Linked DNA regions of Homo sapiens: all the other regions are linked to region 2. Evidence: chromatin loops called from intact Hi-C (ENCODE). Cell type or tissue: mammary epithelial cell. All regions are shown on one strand. Links, peaks and the distances in the headings refer to the core of each region. The heading gives the core; the rest is flanking DNA.

Region 1 (11,039 bases), core at 2,252-10,251, 55 kb after region 2:
CTGGAAGGATTGTTTCATGTGTACCCTTGGAGACAGATTGTCGGATGAGTTTCACAGATAATCCAGTCATCCTTGGGCTGGATGGGGAAGGTTGCTTTTTCTTTTGGCTGCTGTCTTAGCTGTCTTCCATCACTGGCCAAGTTAAGGAGCTCCTCCCAACTCAGTCGTCCAGTCAGCTTAGTCAGAGTCAAACTTCCAGCTGGCCAGGCACCTGTTAATCAGGGTGACCCAAGCCAAGGGCAAAGCCAACAGCCATCTTGACAAGTTAAATGATGCAGACAGCCCAAGAGACATGTTGGCTCTGCACCGTCCTTCTGACTCACCGCCTTCTACGTGACTTGACTCTCCTGTTCCCCTCTCCCCATTCTGGGGTGTCTTTCAGTTTGCAAAGCATTTTAAGTTCCACTGTTTCATTTGATTCCCCCAATAACCTCCAGGAGCTAGAAAATCTCAGTCCCTGTTTTCAGATGTAGAAACCAACACCCAGTGGGATTCATGACTTGCCCCAAGTCTTGTGGCTACTGATTAGCAGAGCAATGATTCAAATTCAGGCTTTCTGTCTCCAGATGATACATCCCAACTTTGACTCAGGCTGTGGGATTTTAAATTCTCTACCTTTCTTTTCTCTCCTAGTTGGACCTCTGACTTTATAAGCTCTGGTTTCTCCATTGTTGATTCAATTTCAGTGGCTAATAGTTTCTGCTTCAGATCCTGGTCATTTTTCCTTATGGACTACACAGTGACTCCATTTGTCTTTCACTTTATTCCCTCATTTTGTCATTTGTTCACAAAGATTTATTAAGCACCTTCTGTGAACCAGGCACCATGACCAAGAAGAACAAGGGACCATCCTGACCTCTCTGCCATGTTGGATGCCATCAACTGGGTTCCTTTCCTCTATTTCCTTCACTGGCTCCTTCTTCTTCATCAATGCCTTAAATGTTGGCAAAAAAGAAAAATCAAAAAACAAAGCAAAAAGCCCACACATACACACACAAACCAGGAGGTGGGTGCTAGCTGAGAAGTGCAGATGTAGTGCTCCGGTGGGGGTCAGGCTGGAGTGGAGACTGGTGAGTCATTGCTCATGCTTGGCATTTGGAGATCAGAGAGAGCAAGACTGCTTAGGGGAAGGGACAGAGCAGAGGTGCTTGCAGGCTGAAGCCGCACTCTGATGGTTGTGTTGAGCCTACACTGAATTTTGGAAAAAAGCAAACCAGTCACTGGCATTTAAAAATCAGAGCAATTTACAAAAATCTAGGTTTCTGGCATTTCTTTAGTGATGAGAATATCTGGCAATACTGGGCCTACATCACAAGGCGACAGGTGACTGCAGCTGAGTGGCTGCCGCCCCTTTAGAGAGGTAGGCATGCTCCAGGTCCCCACTTTCCCTAGACAGCTCCCTCCATTTCCATTCCCTGCCTAGCCGCTGAAGACTTCCACATTTGTGATCCTCATATAGAGTAAGGGGTGGGAAATACATCGAGGGGAGAACACTCACAGTCACTGGATAACTCCTAGGTAGATCTCTTTTCCTGGTTTCACCTCAAATTTTTCCATTTTGCCCAGATTCTAGTCATAAGACACGAATTCGATATTCCTAAAAGGAAAGAAGAACCTCTTCAGAGGTGGAGAAGTTTAATACATTGCTCATTGCAGCAGGTGCTGGACGGAGGTGGTTATTCATTCCTACTAATAGAATTAAGCCCACAGCCTGGTCTCTAGTGCACTTACAAGTAATCAATATTTAAAGAAAGTTGGAAATTAAAAGGCCCCCAGCCCTGCCTACTAACAAGAAAGAACTGGAAAGGGTTGGGAATTTATTGTTCAGTTTTGAAGCCAGGAACCACTCAGACAGGGCTGGAGAGCAATTTGTTTTTTGCTCTCCAATTGCCACTGGACTGATTTTACCCCCGCGATGTAATCTTGTTATGCTATGGTTACACTGGACCACATAAATTCATACTTTGTCCTCCAATGAAACAAATGCTTTCTTGCCTGCCCTTTCTGCTTTTATGAAAAAAAGTCATCACAGTATTTTCTGTTTTAGCCTGAATATGCTTTTATGAAGAAAACTTAGGAACCAAAAGGCATATCTTACACATGCTTCAAAGAAAACAGTATCCTGAGTTCTGAATTGTTTTTGCTCCTTGCCTGAATTCTTTGAAAACCCTGAAAATGATATTATTTCCTTTTTTTTTTTTAAAAAAAAAGTGAAGTGGCTCATTGTAGCTGAGGATTTCCATAATAATAGCTCCAGTACCAGGACGTCAAAGAAGTGATCACTCACTTCAAGGGGTACCTTTTTTAAAAAAAAATCATACCTTAAGTTTTAGGGTACATGTGCACAACGTGCAGATTAGTTACATATGTATACATGTGCCATGTTGGTGTGCTGAACCCAGTAACTCGTCATTTAACATTAGGTATATCTCCTAATGCTATCCCTCCCCCCTCCCCCCACCCCACAACAGTCCCCGGTGTGTGATATTCCCCTTCCTGTGTCCATGTGTTCTCATCGTTCAATTCCCACCTATGAGTGAGAACGTGCGGTGTTTGGTTTTTTGTCCTTGGGATAGTTTGCTGAGAATGATGCTTTCCAGCTTCATCCATGTCCCTATAAAGGACATGAACTCATCATTTTTTATGGCTGCATAGTATTCCATGGTGTATATGTGCCACATTTTCTTAATCCAGTCTATCATTGTTGGACATTTGGGTTGGTTCCAAGTCTTTGCTATTGTGAATAGTGCCGCAATAAATATACATGTGCATGTGTCTTTATAGCAGCATGATTTATAATCCTTTGGGTATATACCAAGTAATGGGATTGCTGGGTCAAATGATATTTCTAGCTCTAGATCCTTGAGGAATTGCCACACTGACTTCTACAATGGTTGAACTAGTTTACAGTCCCACCAACAGTGTAAAAGTGTTCCTATTTCTCCACATCCTCTCCAGCACCTGTTGTTTCCTGACTTTTTGATAGCCATTCTAACTGGTGTGAGATGGTATCTCATTGTGGTTTTGATTTGCATTTCTCTGATGGCCAGTGATGGTGAGCAATTTTTCATGTGTCTTTTGGCTGCATAAATGTCTTTAGAGAAGTGTCTGTTCATACCCTTCGCCCACTTTTTGATGGGGTTGTTTGTTTTTTTCTTGTAAATTTGTTTGAGTTCATTGTAGATTCTGGATATTAGCCCTTTGTCAGATGAGTAGATTGCAAAAATTTTCTCCCATTCTGTAAGTTGCCTGTTCACTCTGATGGTGGTTTCTTTTGCTGTGCCGAAGCTCTTTAGTTTAATTTGATCCCATTTGTCAATTTTGACTTTTGTTGCCATTGCTTTTGGTGTTCTAGACATGAAGTCCTTGCCCATGCCTATGTCCTGAATGGTATTGCCTAGGTTTTCTTCTAGGGTTTTTATGGTTTTAGGTCTAACATTTAAGTCTTTAATCCATCTTGAATTAATTTTTGTATAAGGTGTAAGGAGGGGATCCAGTTTCAGCTTTCTCCGTATGGCTAGCCAGTTTTCCCAGAACCATTTATTAAATAGGGAATCCTTTCCCCATTTCTTTTTGTCAGGTTTGTCAAAGATCAGATTGTTGTAGATATGCAGCATTATTTCTGAGGGCTCTGTTCTGTTCCATTGGTCTATATCTCTGTTTTGGTACCAGCACCATGCTGTTTTGGTTACTGTAGCCTGGTAGTATAGTTTGAAGTCAGGTAGCGTGATGCCTCCAGCTTTGTTCTTTTGGCTTAGGATTGACTTGGCAATATGGGCTCTTTTTTGGTTCCATATGAACTTTAAAGTAATTTTTTCCAATTCTGTGAGGAAAGTCATTGGTAGCTTGATGGGGATGGCATTGAATCTATAAATTACCTTGGGCAGTATGGCCATTTTCATGACATTGATTCTTCCTACCCATGAGCATGGAATGTTCTCCCATTTGTTTGTATCCTCTTTTATTTCATTGAGCAGTGGTTTGTAGTTCTCCTTGAAGAGGTCCTTCACATCCCTTGTAAGTTGGATTCCTAGGTATTTTATTCTCTTTGAAGCAATTGTGAATGGGAGTTCACTCATGATTTGGTTCTCTGTTTGTCTGTTATTGGTGTATAAGAATGCTTGTGATTTTTGCACATTGATTTTGTATCCTGAGACTTTGCTGAAGTTGCCTATCAGCTTATGGAGATTTTGGGCTGAGATGATGGGGTTTTCTAGATATAATCATGTCATCTGCAAACAGGGACAATCTGATTTCCTCTTTTCCTAATTGAATACCCTTTATTTCCTTCTCCTGCCTAATTGCCCTGGCCAGAACTTCCAACACTATGTTGAATAGGAGTGGTGAGAGAGGGCATCCCTGTCTTTTGCCAGTTTTCAAAGGGAATGCTTCCAGTTTTTGCCCATTCAGTATGATATTGACTGTGGGTTTGTCTTAGACAGCTCTTATTATTTTGAGTGACCTGAATACAGTGTGTTAGGTAAAACTTTCAGCTGGGTTCTGAATTCTAGAACCACTTTGCTGCTAGCTTGCTGTGTGACCTTTGGGAATTCACTTTCCCTCTCTGGGCCTCAGGTTTGCATTTGTAAAATGAGTAAATTAGACAGGATCAGGCTTCCCAAAATTTAGTTATTCAAGTACCACTTTCACAATTTTTGCCACAACCTCATATTATCTGTTCTATTGTTAATATACTATTTTTGGGTGACTTTAAGTACATCTCTTACAAATATACTTTGTATTGCTATTAAAAATGAAAAACCAGTATCACGTTCCCTAACTAGAAAATAATCCTAAAAATAAGTACAATGAGAACAAAGCAATTATATTCAATTCAGATACTGTCAGCTGCCACGTAATGGTTGCTCACATCAGCAGAGTGACAAACCTGTTTCCTGTGAAGTTACTCATTGAATCCCCACGGTAAATCTATGAAAGAAGGACTACTATTAACCCCATTTCACAGAGGAAGACGCTGAGCCGTGGAGAGGTTTATTAACGTCTCCAAGGTCACAGAGTGCCTGTGTGCCTTAGCGGGGATTTTAACCCAAGCAAGCTGTGCTGTTTGCCTATTGGTGTGGGCCTGCTCTCCGTTTGTTAACAAAGGGAGATTGTCTTGTGTCCAAGGGTGTTAAAGACACACTAACACAAAAAGAGACTTTCTTGCTGATGTCATCAGAGGTGGTGAAAGTGGATCAGAAGGGCGATTTGATGTCCTCTACCCCTTCACTCCTCCTGTGTGTCTGCTCTCTTCAGTGCTTACCTGACTGCACGAAGTTCTATTTTGTGATTCACTTGCTCTGTACTTAAATCCTTATCTTACTCATTTTCCATTGCTGAATATCACATTTTGCCCCTATTTTTCTTAAATGAAATTTTAGAAGAGTGACACAAAATGGGATTTTTCACACAAGGCGGCTCCCCTCCATTAGGAACACAAGGGGAGTCTGAGATTAGCGGCAATCAGCTCAGTCCTCATAATGTTACAATAATGACTTGGAGTATCTTTTAACAGCAGTTAACACATCCTGGAGGGCCAGCGTGGCAATTGTCATTCACATCACCCCACATCTCTTTCGTCCTGGGTTCCTGGGGGATTCAAGGTGGTGGCTGGTGACAGCAGGTAGGAGTGGAAGAAGGAGAGGTGGGAGGCAGGCAGAGATGGAAACCACAGCCTCAGGACCATCTCTGGAGTGAGTAAGCTGGGACTGCAAGACTGATTCATAGCAGGCCTGGGGCCAGAGTCATGAAAACTTGATCCAAACATTTGTGCAAAGCGCTTCCCTGATGTGCAATAAAGGGCCCCCATAAATGTGACACATTCCCCATTCTCTACGAGAAGGAGAGTCGAGCACTGCTGGCAGGTGCAATAGCCTGGAACTTCCTGCCAGAGTGCGAATCACTCACGCTTGCCCAAGCCCTGAAACCCTGGAGGCCTCTCAAGGCATCCAGGGAGGGTGTCAGGTGGCTGGGGTGTGGTGGGCTGATTTAACATAACAGCGGCTACAAACCTACTCTTACTTTTACCTTAATAATCATACTAGAAGCAGCTATAGAGCCTGTGCTGTGTATAGGACATTGGGCTAAGGGCTCAACATGCATGATCCCATTTAGTTCTCTTCAACACTGTGGAGTCGGTACTATTCTTATCCCTACACTACAGATGAGAAAACTGAACCTTGGAGCAGTTAAGTAACTAGTGAGTGGTGAAGCCAAGATGGGAAGCCAGGCAGTCCGGCTCCAGAGCCAAAGCTTTAAAACCCTGTGATATGCAAAAAGAAGAGGTTTATTAGATTCTAGGTAGCTCACAGAATGGAAGCGAGAGGAAGGTTGGGTGGGACAGGAACCAAGGAAGATCTGGGACTGTTTCTTTAGGCCATTGCCATGGAATGACTCAGCCTTCAGGAGTGTATGTTCAGCAGCTGATTTTCTGCTCTGTGGTTTGGAGTGGGAGCTGATCACAGAATGTGCTGTGTTTTATTACCTTCTGCTCTGGGCTCAGCTCTGGAGTTGGAGGTAGAAGGACTGTGTGCTGTGTGACCTTGGGCAAATAATTTAACCTCTCTGGGCCTTAGTTTTTTTCAATCTGTAAAATAGGGACAATAATAGTATCAGTTACATAGGGATATTGCAGGGATTATATTAGCAAATATTTGCCAAGCATCTAGCATGGTGCTTGATACTTAGCAAGCACACAGAATGATTGTCAATAAAGGCAGGTGGGGGGCAGCTTGTTGGGCCCCTACAGCTGTGGATCCTGAACACCTCTCCCCTTTGTCTACTCTGTCAGCTCACCCTGAGGAATATGACCACTTTTTCTATATGGTCTGCTAGAGAACCTTGCTACTCAAAGTGTGGTCCGTGGACCAGCAGCAGCAGTGAACTGCTCACCTGTGAGTTTGTTTGACATTCAGAGACCCAGGCCTCTCTCCAGACCTCCTGAATCAGATTGCATTTTACCAAGATCCCCAGGTATTTTGTACGCACAGGAGTTTAAGAAGCACAGCCTCAGAAATTTAAAAAGCAAATAAAAGAAGAAAAGAGGCCTAGAATTTCTTTATCATCATTGGAGATTCAGTATGAAGCATGTACTTTTGTTTTCCCAAGCTACAACCTTTAGGATAATAATAATTCCCATGATGGTAGTAGCACTTCGCAATGTGACTAAAAGGCCATCACACTCACTTTTTTGCTTGCTTTGAGGTATGACCCTGTATGGTTGGCAGAGCAGCCAATGTTTTCTCCATTTTATAGATGTGAAAACTGAGGCAAAGAGTCTCAAGTGATTTTCCAATGTTACCCTGCTACCAAATGTCAGAGCCAGAAAGCAAGACAGGTCTTTCGGTGTCCTAATTCAGGGCTTATTGCAGTTTCCATTCTGTTCATCAACAATGAGAGAATCCATGCTGGTTCTTCTTCCTTCTCAGTTACCAGGACATAGCCTGTCACCAAGTCCCATGACTTTGTTCCATCAGGATGACTTGGATTCAGGCTTTTGTTATGATTTCCCTTGTTCTACCTTCAGCTAAGCTCTGGTCATAATAACAACAATATCAGTGGTTGCATATTGAAGACTTATTCTGCTAAGTAAGAGCCTTCCTTGTGTTAATTAACTCATTTCATCCTCCCAGCCACCTTATAAGATAGGCACTATTATTATCACCATCTTATTATAGATGGTACAACTGAGGCACTAAGTGAGAAAGTTGTCCAAGATCAATAGCAAGTAGTGGAGCTGGGGTTTGAACATGAGGAGCTGTTCACATCTCAATTTCTGCACTAGCTTCTGAGATGGTGTGTCTATGCATGGTCTGCCCTCCAAGCCTGTGAAACATGGGTGTCTTCCTTCCTCTTCCTTCTGCCTTCCCCAAAAAGCCTTTTTTTTTTCAATAGCATGTTCTGATTGAAGCTCCCCTCTTTTTGCATTCCTCAACATGCACTAATATCCATTATACTTTATCATGAATTACTTGTTAATTTCTTGTTGCACTCATGAGAATATAACCTCCAGGAAGGCAGGGGCTTCTTGGACAACACAGCTGTTGTTCCATCACAGTGACTAGCACAGAGTAGGTGCTCAGTAAATGTTTTCTTTTTAAAAAATATAGAGAGTTGGGGTATTACTATGTTGCCCAGGCTTGTCTCAAACTCCTGGGGTCAAGCAATCTTTCCACCTCGGCCTCCCAATGTTGGGATTACAGGTGTGAGCCACCATGCCTGGCCTCAGTAAATGCTTATCGGATGAAGACGGTTCATTGCATTAGTTTGGTCTCTTCACCTAGGCTGTAGTTACATGTGGAGAGTATCCAAAACTATGTCTGTATCCCCCACAGAACCTCAATGGTTCCAGAATGCCATACAGTTGATATTTATTGATACAAAGCCACGTGTTCCCCCTCAGTGCATTCATCGAGGGCCGACACAGCCATTGGTATTTAGTCCTCTGGGTTTCTCATCTCTGTCTAAAACAAGGTGAGGTGAGACCCTCACAATTACCTTGTTTATCACCACCAGGATCCAGGTAGAGACTTTTGGCCAAGCAGGGCCTGTGGTAAGGAGATACCCGACTCCGATAATACCGCAGACTGAGCTCGTGAGGTCATGTGTAATCAGTGGCTCCATTGACTACAGCCTGAGCCTTGGACCAGGTGCCAGGCAGGGGCCTGTGGGAGGTCAGAGTCTGTCCCCTCCCTGGCTCCTTGGCACAAATTAGTGCTGATGAGCTAGAGGAGGAATTCCTGCCTTTGAGGTATGAGCCAGCTGGGCTGCTGCTACCGATCAGCTAAGAAAATAAGTCATCCCAGCCACCTGCGGTTCACCCAAGGGCTGGCGCCAGAGTGGGAGCTGGGAAGGTCTTCCTGGGAGGGCTGGGAGCTGCTGGAGATATCAGCTGGGCTCAGGTGAAAGCTTTGTGGATGGGGAGGTCCAGACTCGAGAGTGTAGGATTAACTCTATTTTCAGGCTCTGGGCTCACAGTCTGCCCCTTGGCTTGGCTTCCAAGGGCTGAGGCTACAGCTTATGCATTTATGTGATTTGGGTGGGCAGGGACACTCATCTGTGTCCCATGGGGTGGGAAGATCATTCTGGTTGATTAGTTGGGGACGAATGGGCCTGTGCCCCCTTCTCCCTAGCAGTCTAATACTGGGAGTGTTAGTTTCACCCACCGCTCACCACTCGCCCTTTGCAAGAGTCCTGCTCTTGAGGCCTGCCATTCTCATCACCCCTTAGATGAAATCCAATTGAATTCCCATGGAGGTAAGTATAAACAGTTCTACCATCAAGGTCTCAGAAGAGTGCCTTAAAAGCAGTAGAGGCGGGGCAGGGGGCAGCAGTGACCATGAGGAGGGAGAAGGGTCTCCTAGTGAAGGCTTTGGGGACATGTCCTAATAGATGGCTCCCATCCTGCCTCTGAATCTTTTTAGTCCTCCTAAATCCCTCTTCAAGTTCCTGCCTTTCCTCTGGTCCTCACTCCCTCCCATTCTCCTTGGAACCTTTTTGCACATGGCAGTTGGCTCAGGCTCAGGCAGGAATTGGAGGTGTGAAAGGCTTCAGAATGACATGTGAAGCAATAGTTTGTGATTTATTGGAATATTAATGTGTTTTTGAGCTCCCTCCATTGCCTTCCTCCTCCCCATGTTAATGAGGTAGCTTGGGCTTCTTGCTTCAGGGACTCTTGTCAGCAGAAACAGCCTGCAGCCCATGGTTCATCTGGATCTTGTGAAGAGATGCTCTTAGGTGTCCTTGGTGGAGGGGAAAGGGGAGGCAAGGAGCAATTCTCTGGAATGGGAAGGGAAGAGAGGTCTGGGGCAGGGGCAGCCTGGGGTAGAGACCAGGGGATGAATCTCCTAGGCACATTCTCAAAGAGTGGCACTTTCTGCTCTCTGTGGACATCTCTCTGGCCGTGGGTAGCTGTGAGCCTTCTGTGGCAGCTGCCTAAGGGGATAAAGAGACCCAATGGGGATGGCAGCTCGTGCTCCCTTGGGGACCCTGAGGCTGGGGAACTGGGTCTCAGTGGAGTTCTGTGTCCCATGCAGGGCATCAAAAAAGAGTAGGCCTTCCATGCAAGGGGTCACCATAGATGTGGACCTAGAAGAGTCAGGGGTTTCATGATATGCTGGAGGTTACAGATCCTTGTCTTGTCTCCAGACCATCACACAATTATACTGTGTTCTTATTTGCAGCTGGGAGAGGGAGGGAATGGGGTGTTCCAATAAGGACTTTACCCCTCCATCTCCATTCTTCGGGAACAAATTGATTTTAAATAATAAAGAATGTGATATTCTTCTCAAACTTGAGTTTGAGGCCTGCAATTTGTACTTGCCCACTTGATTCCAGGGTGCAGACTAATTCAGGGAAAGGGGGTTCTTTTCCTGTGACAATATTTCCTATACCACTTGCACTCATTGCTTTGGCACTTCCATTTGTTCATTCATTTTATAAATATTAATTGAGGATTTACTATTTGTTAGGTACTGGGTTAAGTGTGGAGGATACAATGATGCATCAAGCCACCTGCCATTCCCTAGAGATCTCATAGTTTCACAGGGAAGATGTGTTCATCAAATAATTCTACAAATGTGTATATATATGTGCATACACTGGGATAAAGCCTTAAAGAAAAATTAGCTGCTGCTACAAGAGTGAGTAATGTCAGATCTGGTGAAGTCTGGAGTTGGGTGGGAAGTGGAGGGGGTCAGGAGAAGCAGTAAGTTCTGTTTGAGCTGAAGTTTGAAGACCCATACGTGTGTGTGGGTGCATGTGTAAATGTGAGCATGCACACAGGTATATATGTGCACACATGTATATGTATGTCATGCATGCAAGAAGGGTATTCTAATGAGAGGGAAGAACATTCCAGGAGGCCTTGAGGTGGAGGAAGAAGCCAGGTTCCTTTAAAGAAATGAAAGAAACCCTGGTGTTTCTGTACAGAGGTGAGGCCAGGGAGGGGGCAGTGAAAAGTAAGGTCACCTAAGGCCTGAGACATCGGGTTGGGTGGTTTGGCCTTTATCATAGGAGTAATGGGAAGTCATTGAAGGTTT
Region 2 (11,039 bases), core at 993-8,992:
CAGATTCTGAGTTTGAATCCCGGCTTTAGTTGACCCAGATGTGTGACCTTGGGCAAGCTACATAAACTCTTTCAGCCTCTTTATTTTCATCTGTGCCCAGAGGATAATGCTTTCTATTTCTTGAGATAATGCACATTCTAGGTGGTTGTGAAAATTAAATGAACTGTATATAGTCTGTGTTGCTCAGGCTGGGAGCTGGCTCGTAAAAACACTCAACAAAGAACTCTACTATTATTATATTGATGTTCTCTATAATTTAAACCTGTTTGTATGTATGTAGGATATATATGTGTGTGCGTATATGTATGTATGTATATATAAGATGTATCTCTTCCACTTCAAATTTCTTAAGGGAAAAGGCTGTCTTTTACCTGTGGTTCTTAAAACTTTTTGGGTTCTAGACCTTATTGAGAATTTGCTGCAAGCTGTGGATGCAGCTGTGGATACGTTCTTTACCCTACACTTTTCCTGAATTCCTTATAGGGGCTTCCTAAGTGCCAAGTCCTTGGCAGGGCCCCTTGATCAATTGATTTCCATTTTGTTGCTTTTATTTTTGTTTGAGGAGCCTCTCTGTTGTAACTCTCTTTGTCTAGGCATAACCTCTTTCACTTTTGGGCAATAGAACTAATTAAGTGTTTCACCATTTATTATGGAACAGAACTTGAACTGAATGTAGTGAATTGATGCCGGCCTTCCTTGTCCTCCCGTAGTTTACAGTCTAAGATAAATAACGGGAATGTGCAATGGAGGATGCATAGAGAATTGTGTCTGACATTGAACAGGGATGTGAGTTAAATAAGGAAATAAATACATGACACAAATCTCAAGTTTCTCCATCCTTTCTCTTCTTCCTTTTTTTGTGCTCTCTGAACCAAACCATCCAACCCTTTTGGGGGATTTTCACTTGTAGCTACCAAGTTCAGAAAAGTCTAAAGGAAGTGGTGGGAACCTTTTCCTTGGGGTCATCCAAAAATTGTATCTGGACAAAGTGTTAGAGCCCAGCTTTGGAGAGGACAGACCAGGCCCCAGGGGAGCAAGGCAAGGGAGTGATGTCAGAAGGCGGTTTCTGCCTTCTCATCTCCATTGTCTGGCAGAGGTGGCAGTGTAGGGTCTTGGAATGAGTGTGGGCTTGCTTGGGAAATAGCATGTGGCATGACTTGGGAACGGGGAGCATAGTGAAGGGGGGAGCAGCGTGAGAAAGAGGCAGTTTCCTTTGCCCATCTTCATTGTGCATTGAGGAATGCTGGGACAGGAAATGCCCAGTGTGTCTCTGCTGTTTACTGGACACCAAACCAAAAGATTTGGAAGGTTGCCTTGGGAGTCCTGAAAAGATGAGGGGAGAAAGAGGCAGTATTTTGGTTTTTTGGCTTCTTGTGGCACTTCTTGAGTGAGTGCTCGGGGAATGGGGGAGATTTTGTGGAGACTTTTAGACAGGAGCAGCCTGGTATAATGGCAATTAGCTATGAGGTGTGAATTGCAAGTGCCTGGGAGGGCCCCAAATATTTCCCCTGCCCTTTGGAGCGCTACCCACTTACAGGTAAGCATTGCCTGCTTTCTTTGGCCCCATTTGAATTAACTATGACTTACTGAGTGCAGTTATGCATGCAGCATTGTGCCAAGTGAATCCATATGCGTCATCTCATTTAATTCTCCGAACAACACTTCCGTGGTATGTCTTAATCGCTTGCACTGCTGTAAAGGAGTACATGAAGCTGGATAGTCTATAAAGAAGAAAGGCTTATTGGGGCTGTACAAGAAACATGGTACAGGCATCTGCTTCTGGTGAGGGACTCAGGCTACTTCCACTCCATAGTGGAAGGGGAAGGGAAGCTGGCATCACGTGGGGAAAGAGGAAGAAAGAGGAGGACGTGCCAGGCTCTTTTGAACAACAAGCTCTCACTCACTCCTGCAAGAATGGCACCAAGCCATTCATAAGGGATCCTCCCTCACAATCCGAACACCTCCCACCAGGCCCCACTTTCAACACTGGGGGATCGAATTTCAACATGAGACTTGATGGGGCCAAATAAACCATATTCAAACCATAGCGTGGTTGATACCGTTAGCTCCAATTTACAGGTGAGAAAACTGAAGATAAGAGAGATTCATTAACTTGTCCAAAATTACTCAGAAATGGGATTAGAGCACAGGCAGTCCAGAGAGGCAGAAGTTGTGCTGGGCTGTGTGCACAACACAAATATGTGCCTGTCTCCATGGTGAGGTCTGAGGATTGAATCTCTCCTCCTAACACTTCCTGGGGAACCTTAAGTGAGTTTATGTCAGGATCCTGCCTTAACTCTTCCAAGAAGGGTGGGAGACCTGATTCAATAATTGTCTTTAAGGAGGGCAAAAATTATTGGTCCCATGATGGCAACCAACTCTGTGTGTGTGTGTGTGTGTGTGTGTGTGTGACAGAGAGAGAGAGAGAGAGAACAAACAGCTATAGATGCCAAAGACAAAGACAGCATGAGAAACGCCAGTTAGCCCTAAGGAAGTAGCTTATTAAACACCAAACTGGCTTCATCCAGACAGATAAAATTCTAGCTCCTGCCACTTCCTGGCTTTGTGACCTTGGGCAAGTTACTTTATTTATTTAAGCTTCTATCTGTTTATCTGTAAAATGGGGATTTTAATAGTATTTACCACATGGAGTTGTTGGGAAGATTAAATGGAACTGTGCCTGGCACCTAGAAAGCTCTCAATAAATGTTAGTTATTATGGATATTTTTGTATAATCTTAAAAACACACAAAAGATTTCTCAGTATCTGGAGTATTTAGGTACAGATTTTCTCTGTTAATCTCTCAGCTATCCTTACAGAGCTTTACTTGCCAAATGATGTCACTGATGCATTTTTTTTTTCTGACATAAATTGCCCTGAACAAACAGCGGCTGGTAAAAGAACAACAATACAAATAATAACAGCTAACATTTGTTGAGAACTTCTGTGTACTAGGCATCTGTTATATACTTTACATGAATTATCTCATTCTAATACAAGAATCTTATCAGGTAGGCAGAAATAATATATCTGGCCTTTGAGAGGCAACTTCTGAAATTGCCATATCCAGAGAGCCAGGGCTTGTTGGAAATATTTCTATCCACAGTGAGGTTGGAGATCAAGCCGGTGTGGGTGTTGGTGAGCTTGGGGAATGGGGTGTGGCAGGCAGTTGGCCAGTGAACTTGCTGTGCATTGGGAGAGAAACCCAGCTCAGTTCAGCAGGTGGAGTGGCAGGTCCTTGGACTATATAATTCATGGCCATTGGTACAATTAGTGTCAACAGGAATTTTCCTTGTGTATCAGACCAAAGAGGCTCGAAGGCTATAAATCATCTCACTGGAGGCTGGCCATTCATACCCTAGAAGGGCAGGGAAGGCAGGGGGACTCGTGTGAACCTCCATCTTCCAGGTCCTCTGGGAAGGGGATGAAGAGAAGGAAGCAAAGGGAAGGGAGTGAATGCCAGGGAATTTGTATTTTCAATTAAATCCCAGGGACTAAGTGGAAAAGAAAAAAGAGTATTCAGTCTGGAGCTCTCAAGTCAAGCCGGGGAACTTCTCCTTAAAACAGATGGATCATCTCCAGGTGCGAAAGTTTGGCCCTTTGTTGCCACTCAAAAACTTTAGAATTTTCCTTTGTTCAGTCTAGGGAACTGCTCACTTTTCCCCTTCTTGGTCCTGCTCCATCAAGAGCCTGGAATTTAGAAAGGAAGGAATGTAGAGTGTTGAGTAGGCAAAGGTTTGTCTGCATAGCCAGCTATGCTCAAACTTTACAGGGAATAAAAGTCATCTAGAGCAAGCCTTAAGATGCAGATTCCTGGGCTTCAGCCTTAGATATCCTAATTCAGCAGGTTTGAAATGGGGTTCAGGAATTTATATTTTTGTAAGTAACCCAATGATTTGATTGCAGAAGACTACATTTTGAGAAACATTATTTTGGTCCAACATCCCCACTTTTACAGATGATCCAATGGAGGTCATCTGTAAAATGGTTGAATGTTTCATATAGAGGGTTCTTATACACATAACTTGGTTGAATGTCTCATAGAGAGGGTTCTTATATGCATAACTTGGTTGAATGTCTATAGAGAGGGTTCTTAACTTGGTTGAATGTCTCATAGAGAGGATTCTTATAGGATGCAGGTCTTAAACCCAGGTTTTCTGATTGCCAGTCTGGCCAGTCTTGCCTCCACTGGGCTCATTAAAAATGGCATTGTGGTTGGTGCGGTGGCTTACCCCTGTAATCCCAGCACTTTGTAAGGCTGAGGCTGGCAGATCACCTGAGGTCAGGAGTTCAAGACCAGCCTAGCCAATGTGGCGAAACCCTATCTCTACTAAAAATACAAAAATTAGCCTGGTGTGGTGCTGTGTGCCTGTAATCCCAGCTATTTGGGAGGCTGACAGGAGAACTGCTTGAACCTGGGAGGCGGAAGTTGCAGTGAGCCAAGATTGCACCTCTGCACTCCAGTCTGGGTGACAGAGCAAGACTCTGACTCAAAAAAAAAAAAATGGCATTGACTTTCACTTGCTGTAGTTTATTCTTGCCTAGTGTCTCCATTCATCACACCTCAGCTCAGGGTCATTTCCTCAGGGAAGACTGTCCTGCCCCTCCCCACTCAGTCTAGGCAAGGTTCCTTTGTTTTCCACACCCAGAAAATCACCTCTCTCTCTTTTATAGCATTTGCTATGGTTTGTGGTTACATACTTCTGCATATGACTCTTTGATCACACTCTGTCTCTCTCCCTAGGCTTCAGGCTCAATGAGAGCAGGGCAGTGTTTCTTTTTGTTCCTCCAAGGGACTAGTGCATTGTCTAATGGTTAGTAAGTGCTCAGTAAATATTTATTAGATGAGTGAGTGAATGAATGAATGAAAAGGACAGTTTGATCTCAGCCTTAACTGAAAGTCAAAATAAAGCAGTATTTGTGAAACTTTTGTCTTTCAATGGCATTCTCTTTTTAGACATTTTAAAGTTATCATTCTTGTTTCTGGCCCAGCCTTTTTGATTCCAAATGCCCATTGCATTCCTGCAACCTCAGCTTCCAGCATGCAAAATTGTGTAGGAGGAGGCTTGCTTTGTTGGATTGTCTATGTGTCTATCACAATTTTTCTATTTCTGTAGTGAATTTTGTGTTAGAAACCTATTCTCCTCTCTGCAACCCTCTCTTCCTTTCAACTATAACCCCTCCCCAAGATCCCAATGGTCTCCTGTTGCTTCCAGCAACCCCCAAATCTGACCTTTTCTAACCTTTTGTTCTCAAATTCTACCAATGTCCTATTTCCTACAGGCCTGGTGCATGTTATGAACTCTTCAAAGAGATAGGTTCCTGCTAACGCTGGATAGTGACTTGATCTGTTGGCTCCTCTTCCTCTCCTTTCAGTTTTAACTAAGATCATCACTTTCTTAACTAAAGCTGTGTGCTCCAATGAGCTGGTCAAATTCTTGACTCTATGGAGCCCATCAAACACTGATGATAGGAGGAAGATTCTAGTGATTAGCAGATATTTATTGAGCACTGTGTTAGGGTCTGAAGTTCATACAAGGATGAATTAAAAGTATTTCTTTCTCCCAAGGCTCTTTATGGGAAGAGAGTCATGGACTCACATTCAATAATGGTGTGGCAGTTAAACAACACTTCAGGAGACTTCAGTATCTTGTTACTTGCCAAACAACTGATGATCACAAGTGCTATGAATTTAAATTAGACAATGTGTATAATGCACTTTGGAGTGGGCCTGACACATAGTAGGCTCACTCAGTAATGCTAATCCTTCTTCCGTCTAAGGGAGGGAGAGATTTTTCTGGGCTGGAGTAGGCCACCTGGTCTCCATTGAGGAGGTGCCTTCCATTAAGGTTCTGGGAAGCACACACGATTTGTGAGGAAACTTTTTCAGTTCCACAAATGTACCCATTTGCATTCAGGATTAATTTCTTTTTGGGAACAACTACTTTCCTTGAATTAAAGCAGGTCTCCTAGAACCTAGCTTATCCACACTTTTTCATGTGCTGTGCCTTCATAGGAGAGAGGCATTTAGAATCAGAGCTGGAAGGGACTGTAGAAGTTGTGTAGCCCTTTCCTCATTTCCCAGGTGGGGAAACTGAGGCCAGGCAAGTTACTTGACCATGGTCACTCAGAGCCAGAACCAGAACTGAGGTCTCTAATGTCCAGACCCATAGTCTTAAAAATAACTGTATGCTATTTTCATTGTTCAAATACTAAACAAATGCAAGCAGCTTTTTAAAAATTATTAAGGTAAATTGTGCTCATTGCAAAACTATGGAAAGACATACAAAATGAAAAGAAAATCAGTCTCATTTCACTATCAAGAGAACATCGTTGTTAACATTTCGGCAAATGCTTTCTAGTATTTACACACACACACGCATACATGCACGTGCACACACACATACAGGTGTGTGTGTGTACAGGTCAGGTGACTTTTGTTTGGACCCCAGCCTACTTTTAGCCTCCCTTTGTAACGGAAGCTGTGCCCTGAGTCTTCCACCTGTCGGGCCCAGGCGGACCCTCCCCTCCAGCTCTAGGGGAGGACTCCTGACCCAATCAGAGCCAAGGAGTACCCAGGTGCTCTTAAGACATGGGATTTGAAGATGAGGGGATGTGAGGTTTGGAGCCAGGTCTGGAGGTGTTCTGGTTGCTATGCAGCCACAGTAAGAGAGCCTGTCTGGGTGTGAATGGAGCTGAGTGAATGTGGCCGCCCTTCCCACACACTCCCACGGGAGTTGCCAGAATAATTTCTACCCTTTAAAGTAGCTACTTGGCCATTACCAGTGGATCCAATTCTTAGCTAAAGGACTTTGAGCAAGTCACTTAACCACTGAGTCCAGTTTCCTCATCTGTAAAATGGGATAACACTTGGAGGATCATAGTGAGGATAATATACCACTACTCCTACTAATAACAAAAATAGTAGTTAAATTTACAGCTGCTTTTATTAATTGTTTGCTAGATATCAGGGCTATGCTAAGCAGTTTAGTATATTGCGTCATTTAGGCTTCACATGGACAGAGAGTGGAAGGAAGAGGGATTTACTTATTGTTGCCTGGGTACAGGGAAGGACTAAGACACAGGGCCAGGTCCCAGCTGCCCTGATTCCTGGTGCAGTCATTTGCTAACTGATTGCTTCTGCCTGTTTGAACATTTGGGGTGGGAACCTTGATGCTTTTCAGGGCCTCTTGCCTGGGTCCTCTAGAGGGACAGGATGCTGGTTCCAAACTAGAGAATGGTAAGGTCCTGCCGGGCTGTTGAGGCAGAGGTGGGGACACTGGCCAGAGCCTTCTCTGTCTGCAGAGTCCCCCTTCCTGGCTGTGCCCCAGAGTTCCCTAGGTAACCGCGGGGGATGCAGCACAGATTCATGGGCCTGCTGCTCCCAAGCAAGTACCTGACGTGTTCTGTCCGAGAGCGACAGTGTCTGATTCCTGTATGACTCATCAGGAGGGGAATAGACACACGCCAGAGGCATAGGAGGAAGGAAAACCCCCACATTCTCACCTCCCACCAGCAAAGGGATGAAGAGGAATTTCTCCACTGCACACACTGCTTAAAAGGCAGGTGTTTTCCACATTTTATAGATGGGGAAAGTGAGGATCCATTACATCCACTCTTTCATTTGTTCCATGGACATCGGTTGAGCAAGGGCTTTGTGCCAGGCATCATGTCAGATTGTGTGGGAGACACAAACTTGGGAAAAACACTGACTCTACCATCAACTGGGCTGTTGACTAAGATGTGGCAACAGGAAATGTCACCCAGGGTGGGGCCTTGAAGAGTGGGAGGGCCCCAGGAGTTAGCATGTCAGTCATTTGTCTTTGAATAGGTTCAACTTCACCTCATTTCAAACATTCCTTTTTTTTTTTTAAATGGTGGTTAAAAAATACATAACATCTATTTACCCCTTTAACAGTTTTTAAGTACACATTACAGCATTGTTAACTCTATGGACTTCTTTGTACAGCAGATCTGTAGAACTTGTTCATCTTACATGAATGAAACTGCAGACCCATTGAACAACAACTCCCCATTCCGCCTCCCCCAGCCCCATTCTACTCTCTGTTTCTATGAATTCAACTACTTATCTCATGTAAGTGAAATCATATTGTATTTGCCTTTTTGTGACTGACTTATTTAACTTAGCATAATGTCCTCAAGGTTCATCCATGTTGTAGCATGCATCAGAATTTCCTTCCTTTTTAAGGCTAATATTCCATTGTGTGTATATAGTGTATATATCACATTTTCTTTATTCACTCATCTGACATTTAGGTTGCTTCCACAACATTGAGGATAATGCTGCAGCAAACATGGGTGCATAAATATCTTTTGGAGATACTGTTTTCAATTCCTTTAATATATACTGAGAAGTGGGATTATTGCATCATATGGTAGTTCCATTTTTAATTTTTTGTGGAAGCTTTATAGTATTTTCCATAGCAGCTGTTCCACTTTACAATCCCACCAACAGTGTGCAAGGCTTCCAATTTCTCCCCAACCTCACTAACAATTGTTATTGTTTTTTAATAGTGACCATCCTAATGGGTGTGAGGTGATATCTTGTGGTTTTGATTTGAGTTTTTCTGATGATTATTAATGTTGAGTATCTTTTCTTATGCTTGTTGGCCATTTGCATATCTCCTCTGGAGAAATGTCTATTCTTTGTCTACTTTTGAATTGGGCTATTTGTCACTGCAAACATTCTTTGAGCATCTACTTCTACATGCTGAGAAGAGCTGAGATGAACAAGAAGCCCCTCAAGAAGCTTTCAGGAAGGCTTTTGAGATTTTTCTCAAAGCAACATATCTGGTTAATTATAAGAAATTTGAACTATACAGAAATTAAAATTATAACTTATAACAGGTTCATCAATTTATACTGGTATTCAGAAATTCTCCTTCCCGTCCCCCTCCCCTCCCCCTCCCCTCCCCCTCTCCCTCCCCCTTCTCCTCCCCTTCCTCCTCCTCCTCCTCCTCCTCCTCCTTCCTCTTCTTGTAGTGATCCTAGTGGGGTTCTATTTGACTTATTTGGCTGTGCTGGAAGAGCAAAGGGTGAAGGGTGCACCTGCTGACAAGACCCGTCACTTCTCCCTCTGCCTTTATCCTCTGAGGAAGGCAGGAGGGAGGAAAATGAGATTTCTCTGGGTTCTTCAAGAGAATGGATTATCTTTGATCTCTGACTCTTTGGGAGCTTGTTGGAATTTACATAATAAATAATTATAAGTTAATGTACCTACTTAAAAATAGTACATATATATTATATGTCTAATATCTATAACATGTATAATAGTAAAACATAATATAATGAATATATAATAATAAGTATATCCATAGGCAGGTTTTTCCCTTCGGAGTAGTCACCTCAGGAGGCCATGAGCTTGTTTTCATAGTCCAATTAAAACTATTTTCTCTCCTCTTTCATTATTCTTCTCAAACCAGTTTGCACATTCTTGTGACCATCATGGTGGAATTAAGTACTCATTCTTTGAGAGCAGATGTAATTTTCAGAAGCAATCCACAGTCCTTATGAAGACACTCTGAGCTGGTCCTTAGCCTGTCTGTCCCAAGTCCATTCCATGGCCTGTCTTGCACTGCTCTGCATGGCTGGGGGGCTGCCCACCCCCCAACCTGCCAGCTGGGCTTGCTCAGTGGGGGGTATGGCAGAAGGGAGAGAGACAAGAGAAGTGAGGACATTGCTCCCCTTTGCTGACTCTCTCTCTCCCTCAGGGGCTATTTCTGATTAAGTTTCGTCACTTTCATGGCTCTCACTACACTGGACAGATCTAGTAGTACAAATACATCTATAAAAATAAAATCAATGGCTTGCTACATGCCAGCATGAATTTGCTGTAAAATATAAAAGAAAACAGATTCTACTCACCATAACAACCAAATATGCAATGCCCAGGAATAACTTTAACAAGGAACGTACAAGACCTATATGAAGAAAGTGACAAAACTTTACTGAGGGGAATAAAAGAGGCCTTGAATAAACGGAAAGATGTATTCCACTTCTGGGAGCACTGTAAGGATGTCAATGCTTCTCAATTTAACCTATTAATTTAATGTTGTTCCATTGAAAATATCACTGGAATTTGGAGGGAATTTAATAAAATGATTCCAAAGTGCTTCTGGTAGAATAAATGCTTAAGAATAACCAAAAACTTTCAGAAAAAAAGGGTAGGTGGAGGGAATTTCCCTACCAGATTAAAAGGCTTGATAATGTAACTGTAGTTGAAACAGTACTACTGGCAGAAGGTCAGGCTGGCAGATTATTGGACTAGAATAGACTATTTAAACTAGATTCAGCACGTATGAGAATTACTGTGTTGATAAAGGCATTTGTGAGGAAAGGAAATATCACCTTTATCAATATATTAGTTGGGTATTTGGAAAAAATAAAGTTACAGCCTTACTTCTCATCTTACATCCACTGTACATTCCAGATAAATCTCTTGGCAGAGATTCTGGGAATCTTGTGGTCTAAAACAGTCATTTCACAGGCTATAAAACAGATACAGAAAGGAGAAAGATCTTGCCTGAGGACACACAACACATTAATAGCAGGGCCAAGGACTCTTTACTTCCGATTTGGAGCTGTCTACCCTTTAAAGACCCATCTTTACAGTCCAGTTCATTGCCTCCTGCCACAGTTTTCATTTCCATAAGGCATCACAGGAGTAGGGCTGCCGGGTGCCGTTGTGCAGGTTATGACTGTACCATTTCAGGGGGATCCATTTACATCAAAATCTATATGAGTGGTACCCTTTTGGAGCTGTGCAGAGCACTGTCAGTATGGGCATACTTAGGAGTCCTGCTCAGGAGGATGGATCTGGAATTCATTCTTCAGCAAGGATGATAAATACTTATGACATGCGGTGAAGCTTCTTTCTCCAGTACACATGGCTGTCAATCAATTTTCCAGGCATTGGCTGTCAATCATGTTAGTCTTTCCCACTGAGCCCAGACTTAATCTCAGAATCTTTCCCAACCAAATCCTCTAAGATATCTCAACCCAGTTCTTCCACTAGTTGC
Region 3 (11,039 bases), core at 1,633-9,632, 67 kb after region 2:
GTCCATGGTGGGTACATGGACTGTGATGGCAATTGAACTAAAAACTTCCGAATGAACTTTGCCATTTTTAAGATGTGGCTGGTACACCTGAATGTCTGAATTCTCATATAATATGTCTTAGTTCTTATCTTACAGGTCTCCTATTAATATCAGTAGGGTGACCATAGTAACATCATTAAAATGGCTTCCTCATTATCTTTAAGAGCTTTATCCTTTATTCTTTGATAACATTTTCATGTTCATTCATTGCAAGGTAAGTGGATGACCTGAATATTAGGAGACCTGAATTCAAGTTCTACTGAGAGCTATGAAATCTACTGATAACTACTGATAACTATGCTAACAAGCTAATCATCTAAAGTTTTAGGGCTTTGATTTCCTTATGTTTGAAGGTCAAGAATGGACTATGTATTAGCTTTGCAGTGATAACAAATGATCCCCAATCTCAGTGGTCAATAGTAACAAAGGTCTATTTCTTGCTAGAGTTAGCTGTGGACATGGGTCAGCTGCCTGTCTCCATTGATGACTGAGAATCTTCATTGTGGGCCCAGGTAGAAAGTGCAGCTCTGATGGAGGCTTGCTGAGCTGTGCAATGGCTCTTAAAGCTTCTGCTTGAACAAAGCCTACTTCATGTATGTTCACATCCCTTTGTCCAAAGCAAACCGCACAGCTGAGCCTACCATTAACAGGGTAGGGAAGTACCGTTGTCCCTCAATATCCTCAGGGCATTGGTGCCAGGACCCCTTGTGTATACCAAGATCCAAGGATGCTCAAATTCCTGATTTAAAATGACGTAGTGTTTGCCTATAACCTATGCACATCCTCCTGTATACTTTAAATCATCTCTAGATTACTTATAATACCATATATAGTCAATTATTGCTTAACGATGGAAATGCATTCTAAGAAATGCATCATTAGGTGATTTTGTCATTGTGTGAACATTATAGACTATACTTACACAAACCTAGATGGTACAGCCTCGTACACACCTAGGCTATATGGGATAGCCTATTGCAGCTAGTCTACAAACCTGTGCAGCATGTTACTATACTGGATACTGTTGGCATTTGTAACACAATGGTAAGTATTTGTGTATCTGAACATAGCTAGACATAGAAAATAAACAGTAACAATATGGTATTATAATCTTATGGACCACCCTTATATATGTGGTCTGTGATTGACCAAAATGTCTTTATGAGCGTTACATGGTTTTACTATGTAAATTCTAGGTGACTAGTCATTACATTGTATTTTAAAATTTATGTTTTTTATTGTTGTATTGTTTTTATTGTTTTTGTGATCCACAGCTGGTTGAATGAATGGATGCAGACCATAAATATAGAGGGTTGACCCTGTGTATACCCCTCCCACAGGAGGGCACTGACAGTCACAAGACAGCGGTGAGGATGTCTAATTTTTTGACTGGGAATCATCGGTGACATGGACACAATCTATCATGGACTAGATGATAGTTACGCTCCTTCAGCCCCAGCTTTAGTATTCCCGGTATTCTCCTAGAATGAATCCAACCTTGATGCGCAGTATTGGGAGAATAATTTTTAGTGGACCTTAATGAAAGAGAGAGAACAGCTTTCCACTTGCTGGCAGCTGGCAGCAAAATTCTGGAATGGGTTTTTGCATAGAATGTGATGAGCAATTGGATTAAGGAGTAGTTTGTGCACTTCAGTTTGGTTTCTAAGAGTCATGCCAGAAAGAACTCATTTAGTCTTAGAGGGGTTGTGAGACTGGTGCTCTGGGGAGTGACATGCACAGTGAGTCTGGGTTTCAGCAGAACTTTGGCAGCATCTCTTTCGGATATATGACTAGGATGATTTTTTTCTTTTTTGGAGTGACCAACTGTATCTGGCAAGTAAGAATGAAGAGGTGGATGGGTTGTCTCAGGGCTTTGTACTCAGATTTTCCTCTTTTGGGCCATACTTTTAGCAACACTGGATTGAACTCTAGTTCATCAGATCCATCCCTGGCACTAAGCTGGGAAGGGTAAAAATGCACAGTGTGATGAAATTGGGATCCTTAATTGATCATCATAGATAAGAATCATGGGTAAAATCAGCAGGATGAAATTGAACAGAAGTAAATATTAAGGCACTATATTCAAATTTCAATAATTGATTATATAAATGGAGTATTAGGGAGAACTGACTTGATAATTGGCCTTCTGCTACAAGATTATAAACCCTAGAAATCTGGTTGAGAGTAAGTTTAATATAAGCTAATATAAAGTGACTGCCATATAAAATACAATGTGGATAATTGTATATATATTTGTCCAGACAGTTCTCAAACTCCCGGTCTCAAGACATCTTCCCACCTTGGTCTCCTGAAGTGCTGGGATTATAGGCATGAGCTACTGTGCCTGGCCAGATAATGTTTTTAGATTTTATAAATAGTGGTATAATCAAGTCTTATTTCTAGTCTATGGACATGGATGGGGCTGCTGGATTAGAGAGGGATGGATAGAGAGAGAGAGAGAGAGAGATATTGAGAGAGGGAGAATTTAGCTTGCCCTATCACTCAATGAGTGTATGCCCTAGGTTGAATCAAAGCTGAGGTTTATTAATCTGCTATTCCCTTTGCTACTTTCATTTCATTTGTGCCTGTCCAAGTATATGTACTTCTCTGTGTTGAGTCTGATTCTGCTGTAGTTAGATACATATTTTAATGCCAAGTTTAGAGTGCAAATGGCTTCCTAAATGCAAGCAATTGATCATGTGATCCACTAAAGACAGTGATCTAGCACTGGAGAAATCTGAAGATGTTGGATTTCTTGAGAGGTAATAATACTGTTCTACAAAGTGGCACCCCTTTCAAGGGCAGTTTAGGTAATACTCAGTTTTTGCCTTGTGTGCTAACTTTACAGTCCGCTTTCTATGTGAGCTATGACTCTACAGTGTCAAGATCTATGGATGTAATGGTTCTGCTCTAGTTTGAGAGAGATGTTGACAAGTCAGAGCTCATAAAAAGAAGGGTGAAATGTCATTAGAACAGTTGAAGGAATCAGAATGTTTTGCCTATGGAATGAAAGCTTGAGAGAATTCTGAAAACTGCCTTTGAATATCTAAAGGGCTGTCATGTATCTGAATACACTCCTGTATTGTTCTGAGAACAGAGTCAGTGATAGTTCATGCAAGTTATGCGTGACCTGAGGTAAGGAAGATTTTTCTAATAATTTATGATAAAAGATGGAGTAAATTGCTTTCATAAGATAGTGAGTTCCCTGTTCCTTGCAGTGAACTAGCAGAAGTTGATTGACCATGTGTCTGAGATGTTCGCAGGGAGATCTCATCTTTTGTTTCGTCAGCACGCATCCACCCCTCCAGAATTCTGTTGTTTATTGCACCTGATTTTCCTCTTAGAACTCTTGTTAGAATTCCAATTGCAATTCATGTGTTTTAGATGAAGTGATGTTGACTTCACCTTCGGCTTCAGGGATCAGCCTGTGAGGTTCAGGTCTGGCATCACATTGTTGGCTACAGTAATTATTAGGGATGGACATGGGACCTGGTTCTGGGCAAAGAGAACTGCTGAGGAAGGAGCATGGCTCTCTTTTCCTCCGGGTTTGAAGCAGGAAGGATGTAAGTCAGAGAGAGGATAGCCCTCTTGACATCATGAAGAGCTTGAGAATGGAGAAATCATAGCGAGGGGAGAGTCAAGAGATGGAGAGGGGCCAGGCCTTGATGACCATCAAATCATGCCTAAACTTAGTGCCCCTGCAGGGCCACCTGGTCATGTGAGCCAGCACATTCCATTCTGTGGTAAGACAGTTTGAGGAGAGCTCTCCATAACTGGGAAACAAGAGTCTGTGATAATTTCAAGATGTGCCATGAGGTTAGAGTCTATAATTTTCCAGGTGGTGAGTTACAATGTTGTTCACCTAGTTATCTCTCAGATGTGTCCGTGGAGGAGCTAAATGCCATCATGAGTTTCATGAGCAAGAAACACATTGCAAGTGGCAGAAAACTGAGCACAGAGTTGGAGTGATTTCTCTTAAGTGCTTCTGGAAGCATCTTCTCTTATACTAGAGGTGGAAGCCGAAGTTAAAAAAAAAGAAGGAGAGCATTTGATTTTAACATCTTTGGGTGCTGCCACAGTCATTTAAAAGTCTTAGTTCATACTTACTAATTTTGCCAGAAGTGACCTATATAAGTACATATGGTGGTAAGGATGGGGGTAGGAGAAGCAACTGTGATGTGGGAGTTTGCAATTGCACCGAAGCAATTTAATGAGCTCAGATATGACGAGAGCAGGGGGCAAAAAGATTTTGGAGTCATCTAAGCTCATAGGTGAAAAAAACATCCTTGTGAATTCCAGGCATACATGACTTGTAGTGTGGGTTTAGTACACTGGAGGCTCTGGGGTGCCCTTAGTCACTTCTAATTTCTTCTTTTTTTTTTTTTCTCGAGATGGAGTCTTGCTCTGTCACCCAGGCTGGAGTGCAATGGCACGATCTTGGCTCACTGCAACCTCCACCTTCTGGGTTCAAGCAATTCTCCTGCATCAGCCTTCCAAGTAGCTGGAATTACAGGTGCCTGCCACCACGCCCAGCTGATTTTTGTATTTTTAGTAGAGACGGGGTTTCACCGTGTTGGCCAGGCTGGTCTTGAACTCCTGACCTCGTGATCCACCCAGCCTCCCAAAGTGCTGGGATTACAGGCATGAGTCACCATGCCTGGCTTGTCACTTCTATTTTCAAGCTCCAATTTCTTCTTTGTCTTTCATCATTGAAAAAAACCCAACCAACTCGGAGTGGTTGTTTATTCATTCAATAAATATTCTAGATGTTGCCTGAGCATGTTTCAGGTGCTGGAAATGCTTCAAAGAACACTCTAAGTCTCTGCCCCTCACGGAGTCTGCATTCTTTGGAGGGAAGGATATTAAGCAAAAATATGAAATATTAATATAGCATCAGTTAGTGTGTTAGTTGCCTGCTGTTAACATCACAAGTCACCATAAACAGAGTGGCTTAAGACAACACAAATGTATTATCCTGCAGTTCTGGAGGTCAGCAGTCTGACATGTGTCACACTGAGTTGAAATCAAGGTGATGGCATAGGGATGTTCCTTCTGGAACTTCTCGGGGAGAAACCCTTTCTTGCCTTTTTCAGCTTATAGAAGCAGCCCGTGTTCCTCGGCTCATCCCTTCCTCACATCACTTGAACATCTGCTTTTATCCTCACATCTCCTCTGACTCTGACCTTCCTGCCTCCCTCTTATAAAGACCCTTGTGCTTACATCAGGCTCATGTGGGTAATCCGGGATAATCTCTCTTTCCCAAGATCCTTAACTTAATCACCCCTTCAAAGCCCCTTTTTCCAGGTAAGGTAACATATTCACAGGCTCCAGGGTTTAGGATGTGGACATCTCTGGGGGCTGTTATTCAGCCTGCTAGGGGTAGTTTTAAGCGTTATGAAGAAAAAGAAAGCAAGGTGAAGGAAGAAGAGAAAATGAGGTGGGGAGGAGAAGGCCCTCTGTGATGGTGACGTTTGTGTTGAGACATGAAGTGCAGGCAGGAGCCAAGGGAAAGCTGAAAGGAACGTCTTCCAGGTAGAACGGAGGCAAAGGCATGGAGGTGAGGCTCAGCTTGGGGTGTTTGAAGGACAGCAAGAAGGGCTGGGGTAGAGTGAGTGAGGAGAACAGTGGTGGATGATGGGTTTGTCAGGCAGGCTGAACCTGGAGTGGGAGTTTGCTGTTCCTGATAAAGGCTTTTGACTTGATTCCAAGTGTGATGAGAAAGTGTCTGTCAAGGAAATGACATGATCTGACTCAATGATGGAGAAGGCCCCTCTGGCTGTTGTGTGAACAGACCATGGGAGCAGAAACAGGGAGAGGAGGTGAGAAGCTCCTGGAGTTGTCCAGTGGAAGGATGATGGGCCACAGTGTTGGGTGGAGGTGGTGAAAAGTGGTCAAATTTAAGATGTATTTTGATGTTGGAGCATGGAATTGCACAGGAAGTGCTGTGAGATTGGAGGTAAAGTGTGAGGGAAAAAGATGTGTTAAGGATGATACAGTTTTAGCCTGAAACTCTGGGTGAATCAGGTGCCATTTGCTACAAAGGAAAACACTGAGGGAGGAGCATATACTTTTAAAAATGGGAGTGAGAAAGGGAAATTGAGAATTTGATTTGGTTAGCACATATTAAGTTTGAGAAGACTGAAAAGATGTTCAAAGGGCAATGTTGAGTGAGAAGTTAGATAATCCAATCTGCAATTCAGAGGAAATGCCAGGGCAGCAGATATAAATTTGGGGTGAGGATATAGATGGTATTTAAAACCACAGGGCTGGATGAGGTCATCAAGACAGTAAGGATAGAAGTTGGGGAGAGGAAGACCCAGGGCAGAGCCCAGGGGCCCTCCTATATCAACAGGTCAGGAAGATCTGGTAGAAAAAAAAAAAAAAAGAGTCCAAAGAGTTGATAGAGAAACCAGGACAGGGTAGGTTCCTAGATGTCTAGTGATAAAAGCGTTCCAACAAGGTAGGGGGGTGATCAACTGTGCCATATGCTGCTAGCAGCACAGGTAAGAATTATGGAGGAAAAGCGCTTGTGACCCATCAGATTGGTGACACGAATTGGATGGGACCTTAGAAGGAGATCTTTCAGTAGAGTAGAGGATTGGAAGCCTTGCTGAAGAAGATAGCAAAGACAATGACTGGGGGAGGGATTGAAGGTGGCAAGAAGAGACAATTTTTTCAAGGAAGTTTGCACTAAGGGAGGCATAGGAAAGAGTGTGTTAGCTGGAGGGGGATGTGGGTGTGAAGGTGTTGGGAAATATTACCATGAGTCTCTATAGGCCTAAGGAATGATCCAGCAAAGAAGGAAAGGCTGTTCACATAGGAGAGAATGGGGAGAAATATATCAGCAAAGTCCTCAAGCAGGAGAGAAGCAACAGGGTCCCCCAGCATGGAGGGGGGCATTGGCTTCAGTCCAAGGATCAGCAGGGATTTGAAATTTGTGGCCTGAAAGTTAAAGTGAGACCAGTCAGCTGTGTGTGTCTTCTTTTGTAGCCACAGTGTGAGCTGCTAGGGTTTGTAGGAAGTGGAATTTATTCAGGGCTGGGGTTTTGCCAGCAGACAACAGAGTGGGAGCTGGCAAGGAGTTGTTGAGGGTGTCTGAATGGAGCCCAGTATGAATGCAGCTCGGGGCTGTGCAGACCCAATGAGTCTCTATTCTAGCCTTCCTCTGGCCTTGTTTCCTACTCCCCAAACCCAGATGGGGCAGTGTTTCTCAGTGATGGCAGAAACACCTGGTGCTTGCTAAAAAGGCCGATTCCTGGGCCTTATCCCCAGTTTACTGAACCCAGATCTTTGGGATGGACCTAGTGTCTCTATTTGAAACTTTGAAGCCAGGGCCCCAGTGGTCTTAGCTTTCCTGGGGTTGAGAGCCAATGCTTTGGGAGCATCAACTTGCTTTTGTAAGGAATCTTTGCTTAATTTTCTGTTCTTGGTGATATTTGCAATTTGGTTTAGATAAATCCCACAAATTTAGATTCTTCCATCATTCTTCCTTCTCATCAGCATTGCAACTTTCCCCGTTTTTAAAAAATTGTCCCTCTCTTCCATCTTGACATGCTACCACTGAGCACTGCCTTTCTGGTGGAAAGATGCTAATATTTGGTATCTGAAGGTTCCTGGGGTGTGGTGTGTTTGGCTAAGAAAGCAGAGCTTTGTGGACTTATGAATAAACTCAAAGGACATATTCTTCTCTCCTTAAAGTTTATTTCCCAACAAGAAAACCATCTGTTTTTCCACCACCACTTCCCTCAGCTCCACAATATATGAAAGCTTGTCTGCCCCTTCCTTTTGGCCATGATCATATTCCATTTGGCCTCACAGAGGTATCCATTATACTCAGAAAGTTACTTCATATGAGATGTAAAGATTTAAAATGAAGGCTAGCAAGATACATGTTCAAAAGAACTTGTTCCTTGTCAATGGGTCATGCCAGTTCCTATGAGAATGATGATCTCTGCTCCACTGATGCTCCAGCTACCCTGTTCTACTTTCAGTTTCTTTTTCTGACCAGGCCCTTCCTGCCCCAGGGCCTTTGCATGTGCCATACTTTCTATATGCAAAGCTCCTCCTTCCACCCCCATTTCACATAGCTGATTCCTTTCCTTCTTCAGGCTTCTGTTTAATTATCACCTCCTCAGAGAAGCTTCTCTGACTACCATAGCTACTGTAGGTTTTCTGATCACTACTACCTCCCCTATTTCTTATCTCAGCACCACATGTGTTTCCTTTATTGTTCTTGTTACAGTTTGTAATTGTTTGTTTAATTAATAATCACCTATATCCTGCAATATATTGTAAGTAATAAGAGGGCAGAATATAATCTGCTTTGTCCCTTATTTTGTCCCCAGTGCCTGGCATCTTATGGGTCCTCAATTTGTTGATTGAATAATTTGAGTGTGTCTAACATGGGGAGTGGTGTGATTAAAACACATTTTGGTTCGTATTACTTCTCTTCCAGTTAGGATTAGATTCAGCAGCAGGTGACCCAAAACTAAGTAAGAATAGAGGCTTGAACAAGATAAGGCTTTATTTCTTTTTCTAATATGGGGTGGTTCCATGGCAATCAGGGATTCAAGTTTCTGGAAGCTTTTAGCTCTATTTGGCCAAGAATGTGGCCATTGTACTCAGCATTCAAGATGGCAGCTAGTGCTCCAGCCATCACATCCATATTCTAGGCAGAAGTTTAGAGGAAGAGGTTAAACATGGTGGAAAAAAGAGTCAATGCCAGCTGCCTTTTCAGAAAGTTTCTCAGAAGCTGCCACCACAACACTTTCGCTTTTATTTCATTGTTCAGTACTCAGTTGCATGGCCATATCTACCTGCAAGAGAGCCTGGGAAATGTCCTTTTGCGGCGGGGGTGGGGGGGCACATTTATGCTCTAAATAAAACTGGAGGTTTTGTTAATAATGATGGGGAATATAGATACTTGGGTAGGCAACTATCAATCTCCATCACATGTTTCCTGCTCAAAAACCTTCTATGGTTCCCCAGTATTTATGTCAGGGATTATTACTACACAAATAATGAAGTTATTTGTGTATTTGAAACACTTTGGAAACTTTTTCAAAGGCATATGCTTGGGCTTCAATCCCTGAAATTGGGTAGATCTGGGTAGAGGTTTGTTGTTGATGCTTCAGGCGCCAACCACAGCCTTTTTTTTTTTTTTTTTTTTTTGTGAGATGGAGTCTTGCTCTGTCCCCTAGGCTGGAGTGCAGTGGTGCGATCTCAGCTCACTGCAAGCTCCATCTCCCGGGTTCATGCCATTCTCCTGCCTCAGCCTCCGAAGTAGCTGGGATTACAGGTGCCTGCCACCACGCCTGGATAATTTTTTCTATTTTTTAATAGAGATGGGATTTCACTGTGTTAGCCAGGATGGTCTTGATCTCCTGACCTTGTGATCCACCTGCCTCGGCCTCCCAAAGTGTTGGGATTACAGGCGTGAGCCACCGTGCCCAGCTGCCAACCATCGCTTTCACCACCATTGCAAGCCTGAGTTCTGAATGACTTGAGGAAACCACTTGAGGCAAGTGAGGAACAAAAGTTCACCTTCATTCTTGATTAGGCTGCTTGGAGAACGCAGCTTTTAGGTGTACTGGCTAATCGGGCTTTTTAATGAAGCCACCCTTGAATTAGACTTATCTGGTTGCAGAGTGAGGCCACCATGTGCTTTGCTGTGGGGAGGACCTTTGCCTTTGATGCCATGGCAGGATTAGCTCAGAGCACAAATGTTCGCAGTAGGCAGGTCCCCAGGGACTGAGCCACCCACGCTGTTTCCTCTTCCCAAATCCATCGGTCAGATGAGTTGTACCTATTTCCCATTTCCCTCCTGAGGCAAGGCATGAGTAAGGAGTGGGGCAAGCGGCTAGGAGGGTTATCCTGGGAAAGCTGAGAATCAAGGAACAATGTGAAAATCTCTAACCTGTTTTGTAAAGCCCAAGTTACTTTGCAAAGCATCTGAGCACTTTTGTGACCTGCCTGGGATCTGTAGTTCTGCTTTATGTCTTTCTTCTTCATATTCTCTCTGTGCCAACATCTTCCTTCCTCAGTGCCTTTGCTCTTGCTGTCTTCCTGCCTGGAGGACACTTCCTTTTTAACTATGCACATTAGACCCCAACCCCATTTCAAAGTCCAGAGCCAATGTCTTATTCTCCATCAATCCCATTATACCAAATCCATCTCTCTTTGCTCTTGTTCCCATGGCACCTCATTTATGCCACTCACGCTATCTTCTCATTCTTTACCTATGCCTCCATGCAGACAGACATGACACGTTGCTTAGTAGGGAAAGCAACAGGAAGGAGGCTTGCATGAAAGGAGGTAGGGCAGCTGGAAGGCAGGGAATGGAGGGAGGGAGAAACGTGGGGCTGCAAAGTGACTGTCCCCTCCAGACCAGACCTGTGCTCTCTGCTCACCACACCCTGCCACACACCCTGACTACATCAGCTGCCTGGCCCTTATAGGTGTTGGTCTTGTGATTGGTGTTCTACAGCCTCCCCTGGAGGTGGCTGAGGCCACTTAGCCTGCTCCAGAGACTGAGAAATGCCCTTGTATGGATCAGCTCATTGTTTGCAAACAATGCCCTTAGTCTTCCTGTAACCTGCACTCAGTGGCCCCTGTCCTATCTCTTGGGCGTTGCACAGATTATACTGACTGCCTCTTGCATGTGACAGTCCCTTTGACATTTAAAGTTTGATGTGTCACCATTGTTTCCATCTCCTCTCAAAAGTCAACATATCATATCTATCGGTTGTTTTTATAAGTGATGTTAATAAATGATGTTTTGACTGATTGTTAAATGCCAGCTATGAGCTTTTAGCAAGTGAAGTAGGCCCAGGGAAGCAGAGGCAAATCAGAAAGTCAGAATTGTATGGGCATTTTAGAAATCTTTAGGCTAGGGATAATAGACAGCCTCATGTGCTCATTTTGATAAATGGAGAGTGGCTGCTTAGAGCACAGGGTTGCTGTCTGGGTTCACTGGGAAAGGTGCTGGGATGGATTAGTAA

Evidence for each region. Peaks named below come from ENCODE experiments on the same cell type or tissue, not always from the same donor. Only the 100,000 strongest peaks of a DNase experiment are listed, where the experiment ranks them.
Region 1: a loop joins it to region 2, with 6 times the contacts of the local background. A loop is called at or near these places in 6 of 110 quality-filtered maps.
Region 3: a loop joins it to region 2, with 5 times the contacts of the local background. A loop is called at or near these places in 7 of 110 quality-filtered maps.

The regions. Positions count from the first base shown.
Region 1 is chr5:159,845,146-159,856,184 of GRCh38, reverse strand. The region is part of intron 2 of LINC01847 (long intergenic non-protein coding RNA 1847); the gene reads left to right. Among named protein-coding and RNA genes, the nearest start is that of LINC01847, 21 kb to the left of the region's middle. In mammary epithelial cell, for the core only: no CTCF peak of the experiment used is centred there; DNase peaks (open chromatin) are centred at 4,884, 5,784 and 6,404; H3K27ac peaks cover 506 bases.
Region 2 is chr5:159,899,328-159,910,366 of GRCh38, reverse strand. It overlaps a transcript of ADRA1B not described here. Among named protein-coding and RNA genes, the nearest start is that of ADRA1B, 12 kb to the left of the region's middle. In mammary epithelial cell, for the core only: no CTCF peak of the experiment used is centred there; DNase peaks (open chromatin) are centred at 4,726 and 7,436; H3K27ac peaks cover 5,714 bases.
Region 3 is chr5:159,832,765-159,843,803 of GRCh38, reverse strand. All of the region lies in intron 2 of LINC01847 (long intergenic non-protein coding RNA 1847), which reads left to right. Among named protein-coding and RNA genes, the nearest start is that of LINC01847, 33 kb to the left of the region's middle. In mammary epithelial cell, for the core only: no CTCF peak of the experiment used is centred there; a DNase peak (open chromatin) is centred at 4,773; H3K27ac peaks cover 627 bases.